Regions from separate parts of the Homo sapiens genome. Here region 2 is linked to region 1. The links are chromatin loops, found by intact Hi-C in ENCODE. Cell type or tissue: PC-3. All regions are shown on one strand.

Region 1 (8,000 bases):
GGAAGACTTATGTCCATTTCTCTCTCATTTCCATTTCTACTCTACTCTTCACTGTGTTGTCATATAGAGGCAAAACCCCCTTAACCAGGTATAATTTTACAGTTGCAAACTCAGCAAAGCAGCAGAAAAAAATGCCTTTCTATATAGTCTTAGGTTTCCAGTGCCAACATATGATATTCAGTTTTCTACGTTCCTTGTAAATCCATCCCATGACTTTTCTTTCTCCCTGTTTTTGCAAAACAATGCTGACCACATTGACAGAGACAACAGTGTTCAGCTGCAGAGGGGCAGGTGAAGGTCACTGTAGTGTGTGTCCAATAGGATGCCCCGCGAAATGTATGGAGCTCAGTTCCGCTGCCTGATAACCAACTTTGATCCCCACAACATGGTGGGAACTGAAAGCGTGTTTAAGACTATGCATGTACCCATGTATGAAAATATTTCCATTTCACACCTCAGAGCAGAGATAAAGCGTGTGAATAAAAGAGAGTCTAATACATTTTAAGAGGTCCAGCATGTGTCTCAACAAGTTTTAAAACCCCCGTAAAGGCTGAACACTAAGTCCCTTAGGGTATAAGGGCTCCAGTCAGAGAGTCGGGATTTAAGAGAGCAGGGTGCTCCTAGTATTAAGATGTTTCCACAACTTGAATAATGATAGGTGTCCAAGTATTCTTTTAGCTGGATTGCTGGTTAGAATTTAGACTCACTTGGTGGCGAGAATTAAGAAATTACAGAAACATAGCCATTTTCATCCATTGATAATTATGTAAACACAATGTACTAAGCAGAAAAAGAGTTCTATTTACAAAAAAGCAAGCACAGTCCATAAATCCTACAGATTGGAATGGATCCAGGTTAAGAATTTCTCCAGATGTCAGTCTGTAAACAGGGCTTCATAAAGTGAATTCCCCAATTAATTGTTGGCAAGAGCGGTCTCTACACTATGTTGGTGCATTGCGACCCCCTACCATATGTAGGTGAATTGCTGTCTGGCCCTATCAATTGTTAATCAGTTATGATACAACAAAACTCAGAGAAAAGCAGCTGGGTTCAGCACAAATTCTTCTGATATGGTGAGAAGGTACTGTAAAATTACTGCTCAGGAACTCAGAGCTCTGTTCACTGAAGGAAATGAGAACTCTTCTATTTATTTGCATTACATCTGTTTTTTCTAACACATTTAGTTCTTAACCTAGAGCACTAGGAAAGACACACACCCAGTAAGAACATAAACATGGAACCTAAAAAACCAAAACAAAACAAAACAAAAAAAACCTCTACTCACTATTTTGTTAAAGTCTTCAATCACAGGGTTTTTACACATGTTAACAAGGCCATTAAATCCTCCAAACAGGAATACAAAAGTATTGCCCAGCCATTGTGAGAAGGTGGGGAGGAAAAGAAAGTTAATATTTGCTTTTCCTTGCCATTTGATCAATGTCTGGAACACTCTGCAATGAAATGTAAGATCTACTGTCTTTCAACTAATTCTTCACTATACAGTACAATGTTTTCTAGTTTGAAAAGAAGGTATTTGTGATTTTTTATTTTCCATTTTGTTTCTAAATCCTAAAGAAGTCCAATGTACAATTGGAAAGACACATAATTTTAAGATATTTCCATTTCAAATACTTTCCTTTTCTAACTCCCTCTTCAGAGACCAATACTCTCTCAAAAGTACACATGCACAAATAAAACATTACAGCTACAGTTGAGAAAGAAAGGAAGCCAATGGTTCTGCAATAATAATTTCTCAAAAAAATGAAATGAAATGAAATAGTAAGAGCATAACTCCCCTTTGCCTGGACACCACATAATAAGAGAGCTAGTGTTCTTCACAGCTTTCCCTCTTGCATCAAGTGGCTATTCATTCCCCAATGATCCTGGCAACATTTCTTCAACTTGAGTTTCTTTCCACATCCCAATTAAAAGCCATAATCTTGACCAAATTGTGTTGTTTTTAATAATGACAGAGTCTAGGTGGTGATTAGGAAACTGAGAGTCCAGCTGGGTCACTGGCTTGGAAACAGGTTGAGAGAAGACAGAAAAGAACACAACAGCTCTGGAGTGTGCCTGTTTTATCATATCCTTCCACATAGGACAAGGAAACTGAAGAAACACTCAGGACTCATTCCCAGGCAACTCTACTATCTAGCGATATATTTGTTTAACAGCCCATTAAACAATGTCGTATTTTAAAGAAAAGAGAAATACACACAGAGTGGCAAACTAAACCATTGATCATAGAAAGGGACACTCTGAAAGGGGACATGACATGGCAAGTATCATGTATCTTGAGCAAAGTCAAAGTCTGGGCCTTCATTCCCTTTCCTTTCAATGCAGAAAATATAGCATGTGCTTTCTGAGAGATTAGGATTAAATTAGATGCTTGTAATGGGGCTCATCACAATGCCCGGCACAGAGAAAGACTCCCAGTAAATGTTAGCTATTATTTTCAGTTCTAACTCCCAATATATATTAGTCATTACAAGTTACAGCCAAATACACATGAAACTGCAGGCCATGAATACAGCATAAATTTATATATGACTTTCTAAAAAACGCTCAGGTAAAAAAGTTGAGGATGGAGTAAGTAGACCAGTGGTGGAATGTTCATAGCTGAACTCAGTGGTGAATGGCAAAATTGTCACCAAGGCATTAAAAGTAATTCACATGAAAATACTGTACACATCCCTTTTAAAATGAAACCACGGATAGTCTACTATCATAGATAACCACTCCTCTGAGATTACAATAGGAATTTTTAAAGGGCTCAAATGATGATGATGATGATGATGATGATGATGGCGACGACGGCCAGGGGTACATAATCACATTCATTGTTTTCTATTTACCAGCAGTGCTATTACTACTGAGAAATGCAAACCCACAAGATAATATGACACAAATGGATGAAACATTAAGATAAAAGGGTAAAACAGTGGTAGGTTTGCTTTCTCATGGGAAATCGTAATGGCCAGCAGCTGAACCTTGAAAGAGGAAGTCTGCTGATCTAGTGTTACTAAACATAGGAGGCAGCCAAGGAACAGAGAAATAGAGCAATGTATTTAAATGTATGCCTTGAAGGAAGCAAACACCAATTATTTTTATATGACTTTAATTCTCCCAGTGAATACTTTACGGGTGTTGGCAAGTCCTTCTGGAAAAGGAAGGGATTATTAATGAAGGATTCAGTGGCAACTGCTCACCAGTGCTCTAAGAAATAACACTTAACAAAGAATCATTTAGTTCACACCTCATCTCTAAAGACATAGAAATTTTAAGGATCCTTTTAAAAAATAGTAAAATATTACATTCACATGCAAAGCCCTTTCTATTTTAGTTTCCAAATGATTCTATAGCCTGTGTGATAAACAAATCAGCTTCCCACAGGAAAATAAACATATAGAGGGAAGGAGTTAAATTTTTTTCCTCTTATGCAAAGAGTAGGTGCTTAATATTTACTTGTTGACTTAAAAAGGAATTCATGAAACTTGAGGAAATACAGCCTTTAAAAAAAAAGTCATCATTTAAGAATGTTCCACCACATCCTTCCAGGATTGTGGGCTGAGCACAGCCCACTAATGTATAGGCTAGTAAATCTAAGGAAATGACCAATCAGCTCCTGTATTCTATCCTGTTTCTCCAAAAACATAACCCATTCACTCAAGCAAATTCCTATATTATGTAAAATGAAATCTCTCTAGCTAACTGCCTGCTCTTAAAATTCTCCAGTTGCTTCAAAAGCATGGCCTCTGGAGCTAAACCGTCAGAATTTTAATCCCAGCTCCATGATTATTAGTTTTTTTTTTAAAAAAGAAAAACTATTTACTTGATCTTTCTCTGCTTCAATTTCCTTATTTGTAAAATGCAGATAATAATTATACCTAGTTCATAGGGTATTGTAAAGATTAAGTGAGTAAATGGATGTAAAGCGCTTCAAATGGTGCCTGACTCATAGTAAATGATACACAAGTGTTATAATAATAAGCATTTACAGCATCAGCATCATTTTTGCCCTATACTGCCAAATTATTCCAGTCTAAGCCTGAGATTCTCATGTAAGATGAGTGGGGAACTGAAGGTACAAAGGGTAGTAAATTTTAGGAAGACAGAGCAGCAACTATAGCTATCTAGGAACACCAATAGTTGGGTTAAATATTCAAATAAAACCTTAATTGGTTGTCTGATCTGGTAAAAAAAAAAAAAAAAAACAAAAAAACAAAAAAACAAACAGTGGCCAGTAAGAAATAACAGCTTTGTAAAGAAAGAACAAAGATTAGGGTCCAGATCAATAATAGAGGACAACAATATACATCAAATCAAGAAAAATTAACTATCTCTTGACCCCACTTTCATGCCAGCATTTTCTTCCGTTTCTTTGCTCCTCTTAGCAGCAAAGCTTCTCCGAAGAGTTCTCTATATATGCTCTTTACAACTCTTCTTTTTTCCTTTCTCTCACACATCCATCCCAGTCTAGCTTTTGCCTCTGCCACTCTACAGAAGCTGCCCAAGATCACAATGATCTTCACATGGTTCCATCAATGGGCTAATTTTCAGCTCTCAGCTGACTTGATCTGTGAGCAGCATTTGACACAGCTGATCATTCAGTCTTCCTTGAAACTTTTTTTGCTTGACTTCTAGGATACCACATTCTACTGCTTTTCCTGTTACCTCACTGCAGGCTCTTTTTCAGTATTCTTTGCTGGTTCCTTCTCTTCTCCCAAACTTCCTAAAAGTTACAATATCCAGCACTCAGTTTTTGGTCCTCATCTCTTTTCTAAACTTACTCCCTTGGTGACTTTATCCAGTCTTCTGGCTTTAAAGTAACATTTTCATGCTGACAACTCCTAATTTTGTAACTTCAGCCCAGATTTCTCTCCTGAACCCCAGATTCATACCCAACTTCTTACTTAATATCTCCACTTAGATCTCTAACAGCATCTCAAACTCAACATGTCCCAAACTTTACTCTTATCCTTCACAAACCTTTCCCATCTCACCCCACAGCCTTCCCCATCTCAACTCCACCCTTTCAGTGTCTCGAGCCAAAACTACTAGAGTCATTCTAAATTCCCTTCTTCCTCTCACATATCATGTCCATTTTGTTAGGAAATTCTATTGTTTCAACATTTGAAATATATCCAGAATAAGACCATTTCTCACCACTACTACCACTTTGGTACAATCTATCATCATCTCTTACCTGAATTACAGTAATCTGCAGTTTTGCTGTCTGCAGTTTAAGTTACCTGCAATCAACCACAGTCTGAAATATTAAATAAAAAATTCCAGAAATAATTCACAAGTTTTAAATTGCACTCTGTTTTGGGTAGTGTGATGAAATCCTGGGTCATCCTTCTCCATCCTGCATGGGACGTAACTCATCCCTTTGTTCAGCACATCCATGCTGCATATGCTGCCTGCCTGTTATTGTATAGGAAAACACAACATTTTTTCATAGTACAGGGTTCAGTACTATCTGCAGTTTCAGGCAACCACTGGGAGTCTCAGAACACATCCTCCATGGATAAGGAGGGAATTACTGTATTGCTAAATTGCTTCTCTGAGTAACCCTTAAACTGGACTGCCCATTTTTACCTCTGACCCCCACTATAGTCTATTCTCAAAAGAGTAACCCGTGATCGTTTTAAAAGGTAAAGTCATGTCATTCCTTCATTCAAAATGGCTTTCCCCATTTCACCCAGAGGAAAAGCAAATGAGCAAATGTCTGCACAAAGGCTGCACATGATCTGGTCCCTCCAGCCTCCTCTCCTACCACACCACCTCACTGTCCTCTTTGCTGTCCCTGGAACACACCAGGCCCATTCCCACTTTAGGGATGGTGCTGACCATTCCCTTTACCTGAAACACTTGTCCCTCTGATTTCTGCATGAATAATTCCCTCACCTTCTTCAAGTCTTTCTTCAAAAATTGTCTTGTGAACAAAGCCTATCCTGACCACCCAATTTGAAATTATGACCATGTGGCCCCCACCCCTTTTCTGACACACATTTTCTTTTTCTGTAACACTTAACATTAGCACTTACTACTTTCTCACATACATAGTTCACTTATTTATCATGCTTATTGCTTATTGTCTTCACTTGTGAGAATAAGAGTTCCAAAATGGCAGGGATCTCTATCTAATTTGGTGGCTACAGTATCCTAAGTCTTGGAACAGCGCTTGGCACACAACAGGCACACGATATTTAGTTGTCAACTTAAATGAATGAATTTAGGCTGAGAGATTAGGAGGAAGCAACGGAAACCAAAATCAATTCTAATTTTTACATAGTATTATCTGCCTTTTCCGCTGGGAGGTTGGAAAGCAGTTACAACAGAACACAGTATAGAATCTCTTCTTTCTACTCCCCCAGTAGACCTGGCTGCTCTGTGAACCAAAAAAGGTTCTCAAAAAGTTCTTTGCTTTAGCTGATACAAATCTTTAGGAAATGAATTTCACTGGATAAAAACACATGGAGAATTTGTGAGACTGAATAGGTACAACAACAAAATGTCCACCCCAGAGAAGAAATAAGATCCCAGTAGTAATTTCTGTAGGAATCAAAGTTAAAAAGAAATAACAGAGCATTTGTAATTCCAGTTCTTGATAATAGTTATTTATGGATGAAGAAACTGCAAAAGAAGGTATAAAGACATCTGTCTGCTTGGGAAATTTCTCAAAACGAATGAAGAAGGATCCATGTTATATCCACTGGGGCATCAAGTTATGGCCTGGAACAGTTTATTTTTCCCAGGCTACTTCAAATCTAAACGTGTTTTTAAAAGCAAGCCCAATGAAAGATTAGATAAACAACTGGACAATGTTTTTTACACTCTGGTAACATAAACATTTCAAATTCCTCCCTAACTCTTTACTAGCATAAATCTCTAATTCCAGAGAAGGTGAAATATCCTGAAAGTTTAAACATTACTTTGAATTATTCACATTTACCTCCATCTCTATCTTATATTTTTTTGGCAATAAAAAGTCAGGTTTTGTCCAAACTATGGTACTAAGACTCCCTTGCAATTGTCAAACAATTGGACTAACCCCAGCTCTACTTTCTTTGAAGATGGAACATAGCAGCCCTTCCCAATGGTTTCTGTTCTTTTCTTTCTTACCTCCTATACATCCTGCACTGCCCTTTTTCAAACCAAGCTTTTATAAACACAAAGAGGAAATGTAGAACTGTCTGCCTTCAATTAAGCTATGAAAACAATTTTTAAAATGGTATCAAACACCAAAAAGATCAACTGAAACAGAAAACATCAGGCAGAAGAGAGAGCTCTCTCTGGTTAAGGAAAGGGGATGTAGAATAGGAGCTCCAAGAAGCAGCTCTGTGGAAACACTACAGAACAAAGAAAAGGAAGGGAGAGAATGGAGGGAAACAAAGGATGTGAAAACCCAGAGGGAATGAGGGTAAGTGGCTCACTGTACAATCCACAAGTCAGAAGGTATAGGGATGACAGGGTGGTGGCCAGGAGAGAAAATACTGAGCTGAGAGAGCTGTTCCATTGACATCATAGTCCACAGTTTATGAAAGAACTTCACCTGACCCTGGGTCTCACAACTTTGAGCAGTAGAGTAGGTAAAAATCTGCACCTTTTTTGTTCCCAATTTTTATTTTAGAATCGGGGGTACATGTTCAGGTTTGGAAGGGGTATATTGTGTGATCCTGAAGCTTGGCGTATGAATGGATCCATCACTCAGGGAGTGAGCATAGTACCCAACAGGTAGCTTTTATTAACCTTCACTCCTGCCCTCCCTGATCTTACATTCTGCAGTGTCTATTGATTCTATGTTTATGACCATTGTACCCAATGTTCAGCTTCCACTCATAAGTGAGAACATGTGGTATCTGGTTTTCTGTTTCTGCATAGTTCACTTAGGATAATGGTTTCCAGCTGTATCCATGTTGCTTCAAAGGACATGCTTTCATTGTTTTGTTTTTTATGGCTACATAGTACTCCATGGTGCATATGTACCACATTTT
Region 2 (8,000 bases), 87 kb before region 1:
ATCCCAAGCATCACCCTCTAGAGAGCATTCCCTGACATGCCACCACCCTCCAGGGTGGGGTTAGGTACTCATCACCTGTACTCCCATAATGCGTCTCTCTATCCCAGCACTCACCACTCTAGACCCTAATGATCTGCTCCTGGGCCTTCCTCCTCTGTTGAACTGTCATCAGGAATTTTTGGCCTATTCATCTTTGCATCAAGTATTATGCCTGGCACTTGAAGGGAGTTCAAGAAATGTTTGTTGATACGGTTTGTCTCTGTGTCTCCACCCAAATCTCACCTTGAATTGTAATAATCCCCACATGTCAAGGGCAGGACTAAGTGGAGATAATTGAACCATGGGGATGGTTCACCTCATCCATGCTGTTCTTGTGATACTGAGTGATGGTTTTCTAAGGGGCTTCCCCCTTTGCTCAGCACTTCTTCCTTCTGCCATGTGAAGAGGGATGTGTTTGCTTTCCTTTCTTCCATGAATGTAAGTTTCCTGAGGCCTCCCCAGCCATGCTGAATTGTGAGTCAATTAAACCTCTTTTGTTTATAAATTGCCCAGTCTCAAGGATGTCTTTATTAGCAGTGTGAGAATGGACTAATACATTTGTATAATAAATAAATGGATTAATTTATTGATTCATTTAATATCATCAGTATCTCTGGTATTATTTTTCCTGACTGAAGGGAGAGGAAACTGAGGTTCCAGAATTGTTTAACTTGCCCAAGTTCACATAGTTCATAAGGCAGAGTCAGAATTCACATTCTGAAATAATTATACAGGCAATCATTTTTCTTTTGCACCAGATTAAGAGATTGGAAGGAAAGATGAAGAGAGTTAACTCTTATAAATTATCACAAGTAGCATGAGGCACTGATCTCAAAGAGAGAGACCCACACAGTCAAAGCCTCTTCAAAGAGGAGGCTCTATTTCCCTTATCAATTCTCCTCCCAGAAATGCTTGGCACCTTTAGCTAACGTTTGATGTTGACAGTCTGAGGCAACTGAACATACAGTCAATAGTAAGCAGGAGTTCAGACTTCCAAGAAAACCAAACCCAATTATTGTAAAAAGAAAAAGAAGGCTTTCTGGGTTTCTTTAATATCCAGGTGTTATTTTATTTAGCCACAGAGTACAACGTCCCATTCCTAAGGTATTCTGATGTAAAAGTTAATACCAACATATTCATGTTTCAAGACAGTAAAGACATTTCTGTCTCCTTATTTTCTCCAAAATTACCCCAAACTGTAAGCAGGATGAGAAACAGAAACACAAACTTGCTATTGAAGCTAAATTCAATAGCATTAGGAAACGCCTATAACCTTATGCTGTAATACACAAATGCAGAAACAAGACGGACCAACAGGGTGCAGGAGGGTCAAAATAATGCCTCAATGGCACTATCAATGAGAAGCAAGCTAAGTCACCATGTTAAACTCTGGAAATATTCAGACACTGGAAACACCAAGATGGCACAGGTAAGGAGAGAGGCTGAAAACAGGGATTATTTGAAGTCTGTGTTAGAGTCAGTTATAACTCGACGTTCCGTCTTTACCTGCTGACAACCCTTCCCCCACCGGAGGTAGGTGGTATGGTCTCTGGAGAAATGGAACTCAAGAGACTCCTGAAACAAAGACACAGACACTGAGATGGACATCAGACTAAATATTGAACAGTGTTTACTCCGAGCTCCCTTTCCCACCCACCTCTCAACACCAGCTGCCAAGCTTAAAAGCCTTAGGCAGGAAATTGGAAGATTCTCTTCAGAGGTACCATACCATTGAGAAGATCTATAGATACATTTGAGTCACATATGAAAGATCAGTTAGCAACTAGATGCTATTACAGGGAAGCAGCACCTATACACAATTACAATCAACTTTTTGGTAGGCTACTTTTTACATATTAAAAGGCAGCCAAGAATCACTAAACACTTGAGAAAAGCTTCCAAGAGGAACAAGAGAGACACAAAACAAATAAATATAAGGGAATTCAGAGATTCTCTAGGAAGGAAATTTCAAAGAAATATTGAAACAAGAACAGGTTGCTACGTAAGGGGAATAAACAGGGAATAAAGACTTCTTGAATATTAAAAATAGCTAAATATTTTTAGTCAGCAAAAAATTAAAATGTCAGGTAAAAAAGTCTCCCCAAGAGTAGAATAAAAAAAAAAAGATACATAATAGAAAAGATGAGATAGAGACTTTATTCAGGAAGTCCAATTTCCAGAAAGGGAAATCCCAGAAAGAGAGAATAGAGAAGATGACAGAAAGAAAATTACAAAGAAATAATATGAGAAAAATTTCCCAGACTCCAGATTGGAAGGGCTTACTGAGTGCCCAGTGCAATAAACAAAAAAATACCCATCAAGGCATATTTTCATGAATTCGCCAGGATACTAGCAATAAAGAGATCTTAAAAGCTTCCAGAAAGGAAAACAGACACAAACAAAGGACTAGGAAACAGAATGACATCAGGCTTTTTAATACCAGTATTAGAAGCAATTTTAGGCCTGAAAATGCTGGGTGAAAAAAAATTTTAAGAATCCTATATCTCGGCAAACCATAAATCAAGTGCAAGAAAGAAACACAGATAATTTAAGATATACAAGTCTCAACAAAGTGTCTTACCCATAGACTTTTTTTCCCCAAATGTTACCAGAGGATACAATTCACCAAAATGAGGGAGTAAAGCCAAGAGAGGAGAAATGGGATCGGGAAAACAAATGATGCAACAGGTAACACCTGGGCAACAGGCCCAGAGAGTGACAGTTGTTTTTGGAGTGGGAAATGAAATAATTATTAACTGTAGAAAGAAAAAAACTTCTTAAATAACAGGAAAAAGAGTCATGATATATTACTTGGCATAGCTGATGTGTATATCACTAAATATAAATTTAATCCCAAATTCTGATACTGTTGTCCATAATGCCAGGTTCTGTAGGACACAGTAGTAGTGCTGGTCACCACAAGCCAACAACAGGATGACTAGGGAGAGAATATGGAGACAGCCTTGAAGCTCTTGAGCCTTTGGTTACACTTCCTTTAACAAGGCTTACTAAATATTCTTTGCATACATTGACAAGTAAATCAATGAGTCTTAGAATTGAATCAACTATATGTGCATTTCCCTTTCTGCCAAAGACACAGTTTCATTAAGTATGCAAACATCAGACATGCAGAATGAAAGATGATTTGTAGAAACTCTCAACATCCTGAAGTTTATTTCAGTTGTTACACTTTTTTGTTATACTTTTTTGGCATGCCATCCAGTTTCTTTAGCTTCTAAAAAAATAGGGAGAGCTATGCTTTATTAAGGGTGTATTTTGAGCCACTTTACAAATATCTATTTTTATCCTTATTCACCATCTTACAAAGTAGAAAATTATGACTATACATACATTAATTTAAAATAAATCGGTTGAAATAAAAAATTAGTCAAATGATTAATTAGGTAAAAATGAATATTTCCAGATACATAGAATTTTTGTTTGTATTAGTCATCTTGGTGCATATTAAGCTGTTTTGGTACTCTTTATAAATTTTTATGCATTTTTGCAGGTTTTTTAATTTGGAGAGCAACCCAAAATATTATGGATATTTCTGGATTTTGGTTCACTTTTCAGATCTTTGATTTTTTTTTTTTACATATTTGATTTACCTTTAGCCAGTTCTGTCCACTCTGTCTGGCAATAATTTTTGCTTTACATTTTTATCTCCAGCTCTACATGAACTAACTGAAAGTAAAATGGTCCAGAATTTCTTGTTTCTGATCAGTAATTCACATATTGATGATGTCTGTGTATCCTGGTATGACTTTTCTGATTTTTAATTATAATTTTTAATTTTAATTAATTTTTGTTTAGATAGTTTATCCCTTTCTAAGTACCTTGCTTTTTAAAAAGTGTAAACATATTTTGCAACAGTCACACCACTTCTGCCTTATTAGTAACTGTGAAACAAAGGACCTGCACTACGTAAATGCATATTAGTGAATGTGAGTAAAAGGTACAACAATGTCTACTGGGATGAGCAAATAATGATAAACCGTCTAGGCAAATATTTATCAACTTTTTATTCTACATTCAATTTAAAAAAATAACATTTTAGTGACCAACTAAGGAATAGCCAACAAAAATTGCACGCAAAAAGTAAACATGAAATAAGACATTGTGCAATAAATTTTGTGGAAATAATGACTAACGAGGCAAAAATAGGCATTACTCACAGCTTTACCACTATTGATTTCTCTTTATAGTTCTTTTGGCTTTATTTTATCTTCTATTTCTATTATCTTTTACCTTTTACTAATATCATCAATTTTCATAAATGGCTAAAATTGCATTAGAAATAGTTTTTAAATCTCAAAAGCTAACAGAGAAAGTATTAAGGTACATTAAAAGTTGTTAAATCATCCCAGAAGTCACAAAACACAAATTTGTAAACAAACGCTTTTAAAACAAAACAAAAATGCTTGTAAGGTGCGTTAAAACAAATGCTTTTAAAACAAAACAAAAATGCTTTTATGGTGCATTAAAAGTTGCAAATAACAAATGCAACAATTGGAGGCAGAAAATACCAATATTCAACCAACTGTCATTTTCACAAGTTAATCTTTCAACTTGTGACAATATTCAACTTGAATACTGAAATGACAATATTCAACTTGTCATTTTCACAAGTTAATCTGAAAGTAAATAATCTGTTTCTGTTGCTTTTGTGATGGTCATGTTACCTTGAGCAAACCAGATGAGGGGTTAACACACAGCTGGCTAATAAGAGGCAGAACTGGGAGGTGCATCCAGGCCCGCTGACTCCCAGGCTCCCTGGGATGGGTCTCCCTTATTGGGCTCTGTCTCCTGGCCTTCTGTTTTTTCCTGATTGATACCCTTTATACCTGATTCCAAATGGTTTGTTGGGTGAAAATAAAGAGAAAAAAAATCTCATGTCTAGTATTTCATTTTCCCTTAGCAGTTTTAAAAATTGATATTAGGGGAAATCAAAATCAGTAGTTAAAATAAGACTGAGATTCTAGATGAATTTCACAAATATTTCACATATTCCTGATCCTGAACCATCAAGAGTTGACTCTTCTGGCAAATATGACCCCCAAAAAGTACACTGGATTCCGAACAACACCTTTCTTTGCAGCAAAGACCAGGCATAAACAGGGAGTATCTCGGACATGTGTCTTCTTTGTATGTGGTTTCAAACTGGAATAGGGGTTTCTCTGCCAAAAATTTCCAGGCTGTTGCTGTGTTTTTCGGCCCCCCTTCTTGACTTATCAAATCAGAAAGAAGATTTTTAAAACAGGCAAGGTATTTTAATCCACAGCAGTTCATTTCTCTAACGTTTTAGCTATCTAAAGGATGTGAATACAAAACACAGTATATAGTCAGTATGACAGCATGTGCTTGCCAGAGAGATGAAGCTCTTAACTAAAACAGACAAAGCCAGATATAAATACTTAAATTAAAACAGGAATATTTTAAAACAAAGTAAGTTGGATTTGTGGCTTAGTTTCTTTCATTCTTTCTTTTTTCCCCTCTCTTAAAAAATTAAGTATGTAAGTTTGTTTATAATGCTAGTAAGCAAACCTCAGTTGGAAATTCATTATTATTTGATTAATCAGATTATCTTTTTTAAACATCATCACTTAGAAACATTTAAACTGGGGACAGGTAAGGGAGAAGTATGAGAGAATGAAACAATGTCATTCATATTATATATATTATCTCCTTTAATCCTTACCACAATCCTGTGAAAAGGACATTACCCTGCCCATTTTATAGATGGAGTGGGAAAATGTAGGCTCAGAGAAACTAAGTGGTTCACTCAAGGTCACATAGATAGTAAATGTCCGAATAAATTTTGATATTTATTCTGTCTGTTAAAAGCTTCTATCCAGCATGAAGCACTGCCTCCCAAAGGAGGAAAAGACTCTCAAACACATTATTAAGGTTTCTGAAAAACTATTAACTGGAAGGGAAGCTCGTGTTAAAAGCAGTGAATGAAGACTAAAGGTCACTTATTTCTCTGTAAAGGCTGCGATCTCTCCAAATGCATGTCTTTTTCTGAGCTGACCCCACTAAGCGGGAGGAAACGTAGGAACCAGCGCTGCTTCCCCCAACTTGAAATCCATCTCAAGGATATTGACTGGTTCCTGCATCACCCTCCCATGAGCTTTCAAAACGTTAAACAAACATGGTCACCTCCAACAAATCACCTCTCCTGTCTAGTGCACAGAAGACGATGCCTTGTGTGTAGATTTGCTCGTAGCTTTGATTTGCCCAATTCTGGCAGCTCACCTCACCAGTCCTAACTCTCAGTCGTAAGAAGTTAGTGCACTGGGGCTGAGGGGCTGCTGGCTCGAGTTTAGGATCTGCCGTTTGGCTTCTCTTTCCTTGACTGCTGTGCATTTCGAATCAGGCAGGCATGGGATACAAATCAGCTTACATATCTGTGCCCAAAAATAGGCTCAAAGAAAAAGTCATCTTTTGTTTAATCTGTGGGCAGTTTGTGGGAGTCATCCTTAAGAAGGTCGCACACACATACAGAGAAAAACTTGAAAGGGACTTTTATTCTAACAAATAGAGAAAGAAAAAAGGGCAGACAGAAAAACCAGGGGACAGGAATGGCGTGGCTTCTCACAAGATAGCACTGGTTTTATTTTTCAAATCACAGAGTATGACAAAGAATGGCCGAAACTGCTACTGTGAGCTTGAGGGAATAGATACCTTTTGTCTTCTTGTTCTTTTTTTCAATTTGTGAGAGCAGCTATTGTGCTGTTGTTTTTAGCTGGCCAGGGCCTGCAAGGGAGCCCTTCCCTCTGCTGGTGACGCTGTTTCTCTCACAGGTGTGTTAGTCTTTGGGGGACTCTCATCTAAAACTCAAGGGCATTCCCTGGATTGGTCTTTCAAGCCCTCTTGACCTTAGGGAGTATCTTATTCACTCAGCTCAGTCTGCACTGTTACATTTTAGAGAATAAAGAGTCCCCTGGAAGTATTAAAAGTGCACATTTATGTGCTGGTCCCCTCTGTAAACTCAATCAGATTTAGCTCTGAAAACATAACTCAAAAACAGTTAACTTCAGTAACAAGAAGTTACTGAATATAATATTCCAGGACCAAATAATAAGTCTCATTTTTCCCCCTACAGAACAACTCTCATTTTCCCCCCCAACATAAATTCTGTAATAACATGATTATGCATACGTGTGTATACAGCACCTATTTTTCCTTACCATTCTTGGTCTTCCAGAAAACCATATATCACTGTTATTTATAAAACTGACATAGTACTAATATAGTAATAAAAATTAATAATTTTCAATTCCATACATTTATCAAAGATACATAGATTAATACTAAATTTCCTAGAGACTCCTGATTTAATGTACTCTCTTCCAATGTACGATTATAGCTCATCAACTATGGTTCAAACACAATTGGATTCAGAAAATGTGGTCACTCTATATGGAATGCCAGCTGAAGCTCTCTAAGCAGCTATAAGACCATAGGTTGCCCAAGTAGGCAAAATGTTAAGATTATCACGGTATGAACAAAGTGGTCACTCTTTATCTGCCAAGAGGTGCTGGAGAAGGCCAGCCCCAGAGACCAAAGACAGAAAGGACTGCAGGGTCTGTCCTTGCCCCTTGAGTTCGCCCTGTCTGGAATGGATTTCCATCTTGAAAGTGAGGCATCCAGGTTAGTTCAGGGGCAACAGATACATGAAAGAGACCATGTTCTTGGCTCTGTTAACCTTTCATAGTGGGTTCACAGGGACCCAGTGCCAGGGCACACAGAGGGCACGGCTGGAAAGAGCTATTCCCAGAAAGCTATTGATTCATATAAAGTGAATCTACAGGAAAACAGCCTTCTCCTCACTTTTGTATATCACGTAGCCCTTGGTTCACCTGGCCTGGAACCCCCAGCTTACTACAGTTTTGTGAAAACGACATTATGGACACCCTGGACAACTGTTCCATGGCATCCGGTGCCCAACAACTCTC

Evidence for each region. Peaks named below come from ENCODE experiments on the same cell type or tissue, not always from the same donor. Only the 100,000 strongest peaks of a DNase experiment are listed, where the experiment ranks them.
Region 2: it touches region 1 in a loop (8-fold over the local background); 3 of 110 quality-filtered maps call a loop at or near these places.

Annotation. Positions count from the first base shown.
Region 1 is chr7:33,586,674-33,594,673 of GRCh38, reverse strand. The region is part of intron 21 of BBS9 (Bardet-Biedl syndrome 9); the gene reads right to left. Among named protein-coding and RNA genes, the nearest start is that of FLJ20712, 140 kb to the left of the region's middle. In PC-3, no CTCF peak of the experiment used is centred here; a DNase peak (open chromatin) is centred at 3,553; H3K4me3 peaks cover 495 bases; H3K27ac peaks cover 3,340 bases.
Region 2 is chr7:33,673,846-33,681,845 of GRCh38, reverse strand. No RefSeq gene overlaps it. Among named protein-coding and RNA genes, the nearest start is that of FLJ20712, 48 kb to the left of the region's middle. In PC-3, no CTCF peak of the experiment used is centred here; a DNase peak (open chromatin) is centred at 4,075; H3K27ac peaks cover 2,662 bases.